Linked DNA regions of Homo sapiens: region 2 is linked to region 1. A link is a contact called in ENCODE Hi-C or POLR2A ChIA-PET data. All regions are on one chromosome and are shown on one strand. Each heading gives the region's core, a stretch centred on a gene start or an enhancer-like site at or near the end of the contact. The rest is flanking DNA. Distances are from core to core; before and after follow the strand shown. Region 1 has its middle 15 kb from the start of LINC01816. Region 2 overlaps PCBP1-AS1 (PCBP1 antisense RNA 1).

The links. A loop is a pair of places that touch in the nucleus more often than their neighbours do. ChIA-PET counts read pairs that join two places held with the same protein, here RNA polymerase II (POLR2A). Pooled maps may share reads with other maps.
Region 2: a pooled map shows a loop between it and region 1 (4-fold over the local background). The contact joins two enhancer-like sites. A Hi-C loop is called at or near these places in 1 of 168 maps with a recorded cell type or tissue (K562), 4 of 37 single-sample maps with no recorded cell type and 7 of 50 pooled maps. POLR2A ChIA-PET finds 5 or more read pairs at or near these places in 8 of 52 experiments (B cell, CD8-positive, alpha-beta memory T cell, H1 and 5 more).

What each region holds. Positions count from the first base shown.
Region 1 is chr2:70,137,876-70,142,815 of GRCh38, forward strand. No RefSeq gene overlaps it. Among named protein-coding and RNA genes, the nearest start is that of LINC01816, 15 kb to the left of the region's middle. RefSeq lists enhancers at 396-937, 938-1,479, 3,104-3,643, 4,864-4,940 and silencers at 1,222-1,516, 3,282-3,576, 4,064-4,773. Within about 2 kb of position 3,341, at least 40 of the 41 ENCODE cell types and tissues checked have a DNase peak (open chromatin) inside an H3K27ac peak, as active enhancers do.
Region 2 is chr2:70,008,854-70,014,222 of GRCh38, forward strand. All of the region lies in intron 7 of PCBP1-AS1 (PCBP1 antisense RNA 1), which reads right to left. It also overlaps a transcript of ASPRV1 not described here. Among named protein-coding and RNA genes, the nearest start is that of ASPRV1, 50 kb to the left of the region's middle. RefSeq lists an enhancer at 1,699-1,768. Within about 2 kb of position 1,563, at least 7 of the 41 ENCODE cell types and tissues checked have a DNase peak (open chromatin) inside an H3K27ac peak, as active enhancers do.

The sequences.
Region 1 (4,940 bases), core at 2,091-4,590:
ATTTAGCACTTTCTGCCTTGTGTGGATAATATAATTCTCCTGAATGTGAGCAAAGCTGGCTTCCTGCACCAACCCCTTCCCCTCTTTCCAGCAGCTCCTCACTTCTTACCTCGCGGAATTTAAACAAGGACCCAGATGTGGGACTTACACTTTCAGGCTGGCCCAGTACGAGGGGACTCATCTCTCAAACACCTAGAGAGTTCACATAATGTTGAGGGACATATAAATCAAATGCCAATTTACTCACACTGAGGAATGACAGATATTCAAAATGGACTGCAACGCTTGAACTGGCCTGACTGGCCGATGTCCCCATGGGCTAAGGATTGCTTAGTAAAATGCAGACTTAGAACAAAAGTAACCAACCTAAAGTCAGGTCTCACTTTTTAAGGCAGAAGATCCTCTTTCCTGCAACAGGAGCAGCAGCCTGACCAAGGAACTCACGGAGCTTACCTGGTCTCCCACTAGCCTTGGGTCCTGCCAGGGCTGTACTTGGAAGCACAGGTACTTTCAAGGATGGCCAAACCCCTCCTGTTAAGTTTGCCAAACTGGTTTATAACCCAATTGATTAAACTTCACCTAAATTACAACCACTTTCCAGCCCCTCTCCTATTAGACTATAAGCTCCCGAGGGCCCATGCCTTGCAGGTTTCTTTTTTCTTTTTTTTTTTTGAGATGGAGTTTCGCTCTTGTTGCCCAGGCTGGAGTGCAATGGCACAATCTCGGCTCACCGCAACCTCTGCCTCCCAGGTTCAAGCAATTCTCCTGCCTCAGCCTCCCGAGTAGCTGGGATTACAGGCATGCACCACCATGCCCAGCTAATTTTGTTTTTTTGTTTTTTTGAGACGGAGTCTTGCCCTGTCGCCCAGGCTGTAGTGCAGTGGCGCAGTCTCGGCTCACTGCAACCTCCGCCTCCCAGGTTCAAGTGATTCTCCTGCCCCAGCCTCCCGAGTAGCTGGGATTACAGCCGTGTGCCTCCATGCCCAGCTCATTTTTGCATTTTTAGTAGAGACGGGGTTTCACCATGTCGGTCAGGCTGGTCTAGAACTCCTGACCTCATGATCTGCCCGCCTCGGCCTCCCAAAGTGCTGGGATTACAGGCGTGAGCCACCGCGCCCAGCCTTAATTTTGTATTTTTAGTAGAGATGGGGTTTCTCCATGTTGAGGCTGGTCTCGTACTCCTGACCTCAGGTGGTCCACCCGCCTCGGCCCCCCAAAGTGCTGGGATTACAGGCGTGAGCCACCCCGCCCGGCCAGCAGGTTTCAATAAGTATGTTGTGACAGAAAGGGCCGCTTTGTCAGCAAAGAAAGAAATAGAAAAACTCACTCCGCCCACAGTTTTTTTTAAGAGACAGGGTCTCTCTCCGACGCCCAGGCTGGAGTGTGATCACAGCTCACTGCAGCCTTAATCTCCAGGGCTCAAGCTTTCGTCCTACCCTCAGCCTCCCAGATAGCTAGGACTACAAGCGTGCATCACAACGCTGACTAGTGGTTTTTTTTTTTTTCTTTTTTTAATAGAGATGGGGTTTCACCATGTTGCCCAGGCTGGTCTGGAACTCCTGGGTTCAAGGGATCCTCCCACCTCAGCCTCCCAAATTGCTGGGATTACAGGCATGAGCCACCTCCCCTGGCCTCACTCCCTGTTTAAAGTGTCCCTGGGCCAGGTGCTGTGGCTCATGCCTGTAATCCTAGTGCTTTGGGAGGCTGAGGCGAGAGGATCACTCAAGGCCAAGAATTCCAGACCAGGCTGGGTAGCGTATCGAGACCCCATCTCTACAGAAAATTTTAAAAATTAGCCGGGCGCCGTGGCATGTGCTTGTTGTGGTCCTAGCTACTCAGGACGCTGAGGTGGGATGGTGGCTTGACCCCAGGAGTTTGAGGTTAACTGAGCTATAATTGTGCGACTGCACTTAGCCTGGGCAACAGAGAGGGTCCTTGATCTAAAACAAAACAAAACAAAACAAAAAACAAACAAACAAACAAAACGTGTCCCTGGGTCAATCAGGCTCAACCACTCGTTTTTGTTTTTTTTTTTCTGAGATGGAGTCCTGCTCTGTTGCTCAGGCTGGAGTGCAGTGGTGCGATCTTGGCTCACTGCAACCCCCGCCTTCCGGTTCGAGCAATCCTCCATCCTCCCACCTCAGCCTCCGGAGTAGTTGGGATTACAAGTGTGTGCCACCACACCCAGCTAATGTTTTTATTCTTAGTAAAGACAGGGTTTCACCATGTTGGCCACGCTGGTCTCAAACTTCTGACCTCAAGTGATTTGCCCACTTCAACCTACATCCACTCCTTGATCTGAAACACTGAAGCTACCTGCCTTGTTCAAAGCCAAAAAGCGTCTACCTACAAAGCCCTGGGGATTTTTTGTTTGTTTTATTTGAGACGGAGTCTCACTCGCCCAAGATGGAGGGCAATGGCGTGGTCTTGGCTCCTGACCTTGTGATCTGCCCGCCTGTTTTGAAGGACAAATGCCTGCACCCTTATTTGTTTGCTTTCTCCTGGGAATTTCTCTATCCAATCCTGCAGGCAAGTTGTTTTTTTTTTTTTGGAGACAGAGTCTCGCTCTGTTGCCAGGCTGCAGTGCAGTGGCGCAATCTCGGCTCACTGTAATCTCCGCCTCCCTGGTTCAAGCGATTCTCCTGCCTCAGCCTCCTGAATAGCTGGGACTACAGGCACGCGCCACCACGTCCAGCTGATTTTTGTATTTTCAGTAGAGACGGGGTTTCATTATGTTTGCCAGGATGGTCTCGATCTTGACCTCGTGATCCGTCTGCCTCGGCCTCCCAAAGTGCTGGGATTACAGGCATGAGACACCGTGCCCAGCGACAAGATAATTTTAAAAGGAGAGGGAACGTCTGCTTTTGTTGCCTTTCTCGTCTTTTGTGGTTCCACATACAACACAGCAGTGTCTATGGGCTGTCAATCGCAACATAATGCAAACAACACAATTGTCTCTGGGGTCCACTGAATCCAAATCACACACGCACCACACTTCTGCCTTTTGCACTGCTGACTGCCAAGTGAACAATGTTTTGTAGAAGCAGCAAGTGTGAGGAGAGGTGACTTCTGCCAGATGGTGCTAAAAAAGACCCAAGTCTGATACACAGGAGTCCTTCCATTAACCCATCCATGACCAAAGCAAAGTGTGTGTGGGGTGAGGGGTAGAAGGAATTGCCCTGTCTTTGCCCTCTGGGGCTTCTTCTGCCTCGAACACTATCCATCTGCCACCTAACCTGGTTTTGCCTTGATATAAATGGTAGCGGTGGCCAAGAGAATGGGGTGACAGAGGGGGGGAAACCCACGGTGTTACATGCTTTCACCCATACCCTCCAGGATGGCCCTGAGCGTCTCACACCCTAGGGGCCTGACCAGGTACTGACACTTTCTTGCCAAAGCCCTACAACCATCACCTCCCTACTGTGAAATGTGAGGTAAGTTGCTTAAACCGGCGGAACCAGTTTCCTCAACTACATAGAGGGATGATGATTCCCCCTAGCTCACAGGACCGCTGTGGGAATCAAATGAGATCACTCATGTGAAAAGCCTAGCACAACCCCTGACACATGACACAAGCACTTCAGGACATATTCATGTTCCTCCTTCCAGGACAGGGCCTTACACTGTCTACTCTGGTAAACCAGCCTCATATAAGCTCCTGGAGGCTGGCGTGTCCCCAGGGGTCAGGCCATCCCAGAAACGATGACTTGACCATAGTCACGTCATGAGGTGAGAGATTCCGGGAAGGGGCAGCAAGAGGAGAAAGAAGCGAAGGGCGCCCCAAGGTAATGTGTGCCCTACACAGGGCTCCTAGCCATAAGCACTTATGCAAGTGCGGGGCACAGAGAAAATTCTGGTAACACTCCTCCCCTCAATTCTGATCAGGTCCCAGGCTCAACTAATCAGTTCAGGGATGGGCCCTTTGCCACCTTTTTCCTAACCAAAGCCACTCTCAAGGGGAAACTTCTATTAACGGCCAGTAAGCAAGACACACAACGCTTTTTGTTTGAAGGACTACCCAGGCGTTAGTGCCCTTCCAGACCGGCTCTAGTGACTGGCGGGGAAGAAGGGGAAAAAGAATTAGTGTATCTGGACACAACACCCAGCATGTGCTAGGCAGAAACTAAGTGTGCGAAGCGGATCCCGATGTACAAAGGGGAAAACAGCGGCTGGGAAAGCCTGAGCCACGGGCTCCAGGCGGCCAGTCGCGGTCCTCCCGGCGCGTGCCCTCCTCCTCCCCGACCTGGCCGGAGCTGACCGGGGCGGGTGTAGGCCCGGGGGCGGGAGGGCTACTGGATCCCAGGTGGGGCGGGTGTAGGCCCGGGGACGGGAGGGCGACGGGATCCCAGGTAGGGCGGGGCCTGGCTCCGGGCGCGACGGCTCTTTGCTCGCAGCGCCGCGCCGTCTCGAGGTCGGGGTGCGGCCCGACCCCACGTGCCCCAAATCCCCCCCGCTGCCCTGTAAAACCTGCGGGCCCCGGTCCAGGCGTGGTCCCGCTCGCACGAGGGAGCGGTCGCCCAGGGTGCCGGGAAGTCGGGGACCGGCCAGCCGCCGACCGGCCGCACCCCTCCCCGCCGAGCTCGCGCGCCCGCCTCGTCAGCACCTTTCCCGCAGCGCAGCCCCACAGTGGTCACGAGGCGGGCGCGGCCCGGTCAGCCCTGGCTAGACTAGGCATCGGCACCACCCACCTCGCCCCTCCCCGTCCCGCTGGTTTCCCCTCCCCCTCCTTCCCCTCCCCCTCTCTGTTCTCCTTCCCCTCCCGATCCCCGGGCGGGCCGCAGCGCGCCACGTACCTGGCCCCGCCCCTGCGAGCCACGCAGGGAACCCCGGTGACGTCACCACCCTCCGGCGCTCTCATTCCCGCGCTCTCCAGAAAAGACGCGAAGGTGGTGACGTGTCCCGTGCGCCAGGGCGGCTGCGCAGGAGGCATTGGCAACTGA
Region 2 (5,369 bases), core at 313-2,812, 130 kb before region 1:
GAAATCCTTCTTCCATCGTTTCCAGTCAAGGCATTCAGTCTGTGCAAGAGAATCCTCATCCTTTGATGAGCCACTCAGCAAATCCTGGAGTTGCCCTAAATGCTTAAGCTTTCAGCACACAAAAGCCAGAGATGCCTGAAGATAAATTCAGTTTTCTAACCTGAAAAGCTGCTCTGGAGGTAATGAGCTCCATAAATGTGAGGGCAGAAAAAGAGAAAATTCAGGAGAGAAAAAAATTAATTTCTCAGATACTATCCCTGCCACTCACATGTGTAAATGCAAAGCAAAAAGTGTAAACATTTCCACCAAATAATTAACAGTGCCTACCTGTATGGTAGGCTTTAGGATGGGGGAAGGGGTGCAAGAAGAGCATTTATATACTTGTCTATATATTTCCAAACTGTTTGGATTTTTAAATGATGAAGCTGTATTCAGCACTGCTTATATAATTTATTGTCTTATTTATTTATTTATTTATTTATTTATTTATTTTAGAGATGGAGTCTTGCTCTGTTGCCCAGGCTGGAGTGCAGTGGCACGATCTTGGCTCACTGCAACCTCCGCCTCCTGGGTTCAAGCGATTCTCCTGCCTCAGCCTCCCGAGTAGCTGGGATTACAGGCATGCACCACCATGCCCAGCTAATTTTTGTATTTTTTAGTGGAGGCAGGGTTTACCATGTTGGCCAGGCTGGTCTCAAACTCCTGGCTTCAGGTGATCCACCCGCCTCGGCCTCCCAAAGTGCTGGGATTACAGGCGTGAGCCACCACACCTGGCCATAACTTACTATCTTAAATAAATAAATACCCACACATCCTTTGCCTCCAGGGGGACAATGCAGGCCACATCTGTCTAGTTGGCTGGTGGGCAGACCTTTGGGAAGCCTATTTTCATGAGGGGTAGAAAGGTTCTGAAGGAAATAACTCTTTCTAAGGGAAGAAGGAAAACAGGCACAACAAGCTGACCCAGAGACAGTTGCGTTCAACAGCAAGAACTGATTCTGGGCTGGACTGGTATTTGTAATTTAGATGTATCTGTAGGGCGAAGCCCCACGGCTCTATAAGGCAATGCAGGGACCAGCAGCCCCACAGCACTGCTGCTATAGGAGTGTCCGTGACTCCCAGCAGGTATGGGGTGCCTGATGGGTGTGGCCGTGTCCAGCAAAACTGATAGCTACATGGGGTGTGGTAGGGGCAAAGGGAAGTCACAGAGCTGGAGGAGGGGAAAAGACGAAAAGGTAATGGTAATTGTCTAACCTTGTCCACTAGCACAGGAGAGTCACACACCCTGGGGATGCCCAAAATGCTCATGGGATGAGGGTATGTGAACTAGACAGGGGTCTAGTTCCCACACTGTCAAGTAGGGGCACGGGAGATACACAAGTGGAAAAGCTCTAAGGACGTGATAAGGGCACAAGAGTCCAGGTGTGTGTACAGGTGGGAAGCACAAGAGAGGGAGCCACAAAGTCTACAGGGGAGGGGCCAGGAAGGTCTCCTGAACAGCTGACGTGGGGTGATTCACAGTTGGATAGATAGGCAGTAGGGATTTGCGTGGCAAGGGTGGAGGGCACAAGGAACTGCATGTGCAAAGGCCTGGAGCTGAGAGAGTGAGCAAGCAGCGTTGGGGGGAACTGAAAGCAGTTCAAGCTGATGACAATGAATACAGGGGAGTGGCAGACAACGAGGCCACAAAGGTTGTGTTTCATGATAAGGAATTTGGACTTGATCCTGCAGGCAGTGGTGAAGCTCACAAGAGAAGTATTTAACAGGGAAATTAAATGATCAAACTTTCCAGTAACGTTTTTCACCACAACACTCCCATCTCTTTTAGTTAACTCCCACCCAGGCTGCAGTCTGAACATGAGAGCTGCTTCCTCCAGGAAGTGCTCCCTGAACACCCTCAGACTCAGCCCTCAGTCAAAACTTCTAGGGGTTCCCAAGCACCTCTGCCATCTTTCCCCACTGCACTGGGTCCTAATGACCTGTGCCCTGTCCTTTTCTCTCCTCCTTCATATGCTGTGAGTGCTGGAGGTCAGGACAGTATCTGTTATGTCCTATGTTGTATTCCCACAGCCTGCACAGAGCCTGGTATGGTAAGTACTCGATATGTATTTACTTAATGAAAAACACATTATCCTTAGCAAACTAATGCAGGAACAGAAAACCAACTACCACATGTTCTCACTTACAAGTGGGAGCTAAATGATGAGAACTCATGAACACAGAGGGGAGCAATACACACTGGGACCTCCTTGAGGGTGGAGGGTGGGGGGTGTGGGAAAAGGGAAAGGAGCAAAAAAAATAACTCTTGGGTACTAGGCTTAGTACCTGAGTGATGAAATAATCTGTACAACAAACCCCTGTGACACGAGTTTAACTATATAACAAACTTGCACATGTACCCCTGAACCTAAATTAAAAGTTAAAAAAAAAAAGTGTGAGAAGATAACTCTTGTGGTTTCCAACCAGAACTGTAGAGTACAGGTTGAAAACAGGGGGCAGGGGGCCAGGGAGAAGACCCTTGCAATCGTTTAGGTGAGAAGGGATGAGCGCCTGAGCTGAGGCAGTGGTGGTGGGGCTGGAGAGCAGGGAGAGATTGGGAAAATGTTTAGGAGGCAGAACTGATAGGCCAGGTGAGCAGATGAGGGAAGGGAGGGAGCCAGATAAGGGGAGGAGGACTCCTGGGATTCTGGCTTAAGCATTTGAGCAGATGATGGATTAACCAAGACTGTCTATTCTGGAAGAGGAAGCAATGTGTAGGGGAAGACGAAGAAACCAGTTTAGACATGCTGACTTTGACTTGCCTGTAAAGCATATAGGTGGAAAGGTCTCAGGTGGAACCACAAAACTGGAGCCCGGGACAGACATCTGGATTGAAGATAGAGATTTGGGAGCTGTCAGCCTGCAGGTGATGGTTAAAGACCAGGGAGGAAATAAGATCATCCAGGGAAAGGAGGAGGAGACGAAACAAGAAGAATGCCAACCTGTAAAGAGTGAGGGGAAGAGGAGCCACGGAGAGAAAGGGAGGCATGAGAGAGGGAGGAAAAGCAGGAGCTGAAAGCAGCATCACCGCTAAGGGAGAAGCAGCTTCGGGGGCTAGCAAACAGGGTCCAACAGTGTGAAGAAACAGAGCCTGCCCAGGCCTCCCTTTACAACTGAGGAAAATGAGGCCGAGGGAGGCTGATGGAGGGTGCTGGAGGCATGTGCTATTAGTACCCATGGTCGTATAGGCCATGGCTCTCAAATTATGATCCCTGGACTCCTGGGTCCCCAAGACCCTTCCCGGGGGATCCAAGAGATCAACATCATTTTTTTTTTTTTTTGAGATGAGTCTCGCTCTGTGGCCCAGGGTGGAGTGCAGTAGTGCAATCTCGGCTCACTGCAAGCTCCGCCTCCCGGGTTCATGCCATGCTCCTGCCTCAGCCTCCCGAGTAGCTGGGACTACAGGCACCCGCCACCACGCCCGGCTAATTTTTTGTATTTTTAGTAGAGACAGGGTTTTACCGTGTTCGCCAGAATGGTCTCAATCTCCCAACCTCATGATCCGCCCACCTCGGCCTCCCAAAGTGCTGGGATTACAGGCGTGAGCCACCGCGCCCGGCCAAGGTCAACATCATTTTTATAATAATACCAAGAGTTTTTCTGCAGCATTCACTTTGCGGACATTTGCACTGATGATGCAAAAGCAACAGTATTTGGTGCCTTCTAGAGCCTTAAGTCAATGAAGAGGCACCAAACTGCACCAGGAGTCACAGTCTTCACCCCCATGTACTTGCAGTTCAACAGAAAGGCAAACTTAATGTAAAAATGTCCATGATAGAGTAATAATTATTAATTTTATTAAAACTTATCCCTTGAATACATGTCTTATTAATACTCTGTACACAAAGCACTTCTGCTGAATACCTAAGTACTGGAAGCACTTACCTGATTGTTTGAATTACAAGCTGACTACTTGCTTTTTCATAGAACATCATTTTTATTAGGAAAAAAATGACTAACAAACTATGATTATTCAGACTTGGGTATTTGGCAAACATTTTCTCAAAAATGAATTAAGTGAACCTGTCACCTCATAGAAAACAACTGACAGTATTTGTTGCCAACTGTAAAATTTGAGCTGTCAAGTGAAGATTTAAAATTTTGGAAAATGTGTATCCATGCTGGTAGATACCTAAAGACTTCTTAACACCTCAAGACTTTTCTGATGAAATCAGTGGTAACACTGACAAATATGTTTTTGATATTATAGACTGAAATGTGCCTACATTTAGAAGATGTGAATAATTCACTGAACCATCATTTTCAAAATGACGAATGCATGATGTTACAAAATCAGGCATGAATAAAAGACCCATTCAAAGTGCAAGATAGAGCAATGAAGTTTAATATAGAAAAGTATGAGTTCACTGATATGGATTCAACTAATTTTTTACACACATTACAACTAATTTTTCAGAAACTGCCATTTGTCTAATTTTGATGACATAACAAAGAAGAGTATCCACCATGATCTAAAAAGGTTATTAAAATACTATTTTTTCCAACTCCAAATCTGTATGTAGCTGGATTTCCTTCATCTACTTCAATCAAAACAACATACACAACAGACTGAATACAAAAACAGATACGAGAATCCAACTATCTTCTATTAAGCCAAACATTAAAGAGAGTTGCAAAACTATAAAATGATACTACTATTATCTACATTTTTTTGTTGTTTTAGAGAAGACAGCTGTTTTTATAAAAAGTATGTTGGCCTGGTGCAGTGGCTCATGCCCGTAATCCCAGCACTTTGGGAGGCCAAGGTGGGTGGATCACTTGAAGTCTGGAGTTCAAGACCAGCCTGGCCAATACGGTGAAACCCCATCTCTACAAAAATTAGCCGGGTGTGGTGGTGAGCACCTGTAATCCCAGCTACTCAGGAGGCTGAGGCATGAGAATCACTTGAGCCTGGGAGGCGAAGACTACAGTGAGCTGCAATCGCACCACTGCACTCCAGCCTGGGCAAAAGAGTGAAACTCCGTCTCAAAACAAACAAACAAACAAACAAAAAAACAGTATGTTCACATGTAATGGATTCATTGTTGTTACTTTTAAATCATCAGTTTCTAATATGGCATTTTTCCAAAATACTAATTTTAATGTTTATCATATTTCAGACATGGTAAATATTGTTAAAACCACTAAATAAAAGTTATTTGGGGTTGTCTATAATTTTTAAGAGTGTAGAAGAGCATATCATTGGATTTGTCAATGATTTCTTGAATATAACACCCAAGGCACAGGCAACAAAAGAAAAAATAGATATATTGGACCTCATGAAAATTAAACACTTTTTTGCATCAAACAGCACTTTCAGCAGAGTAAAA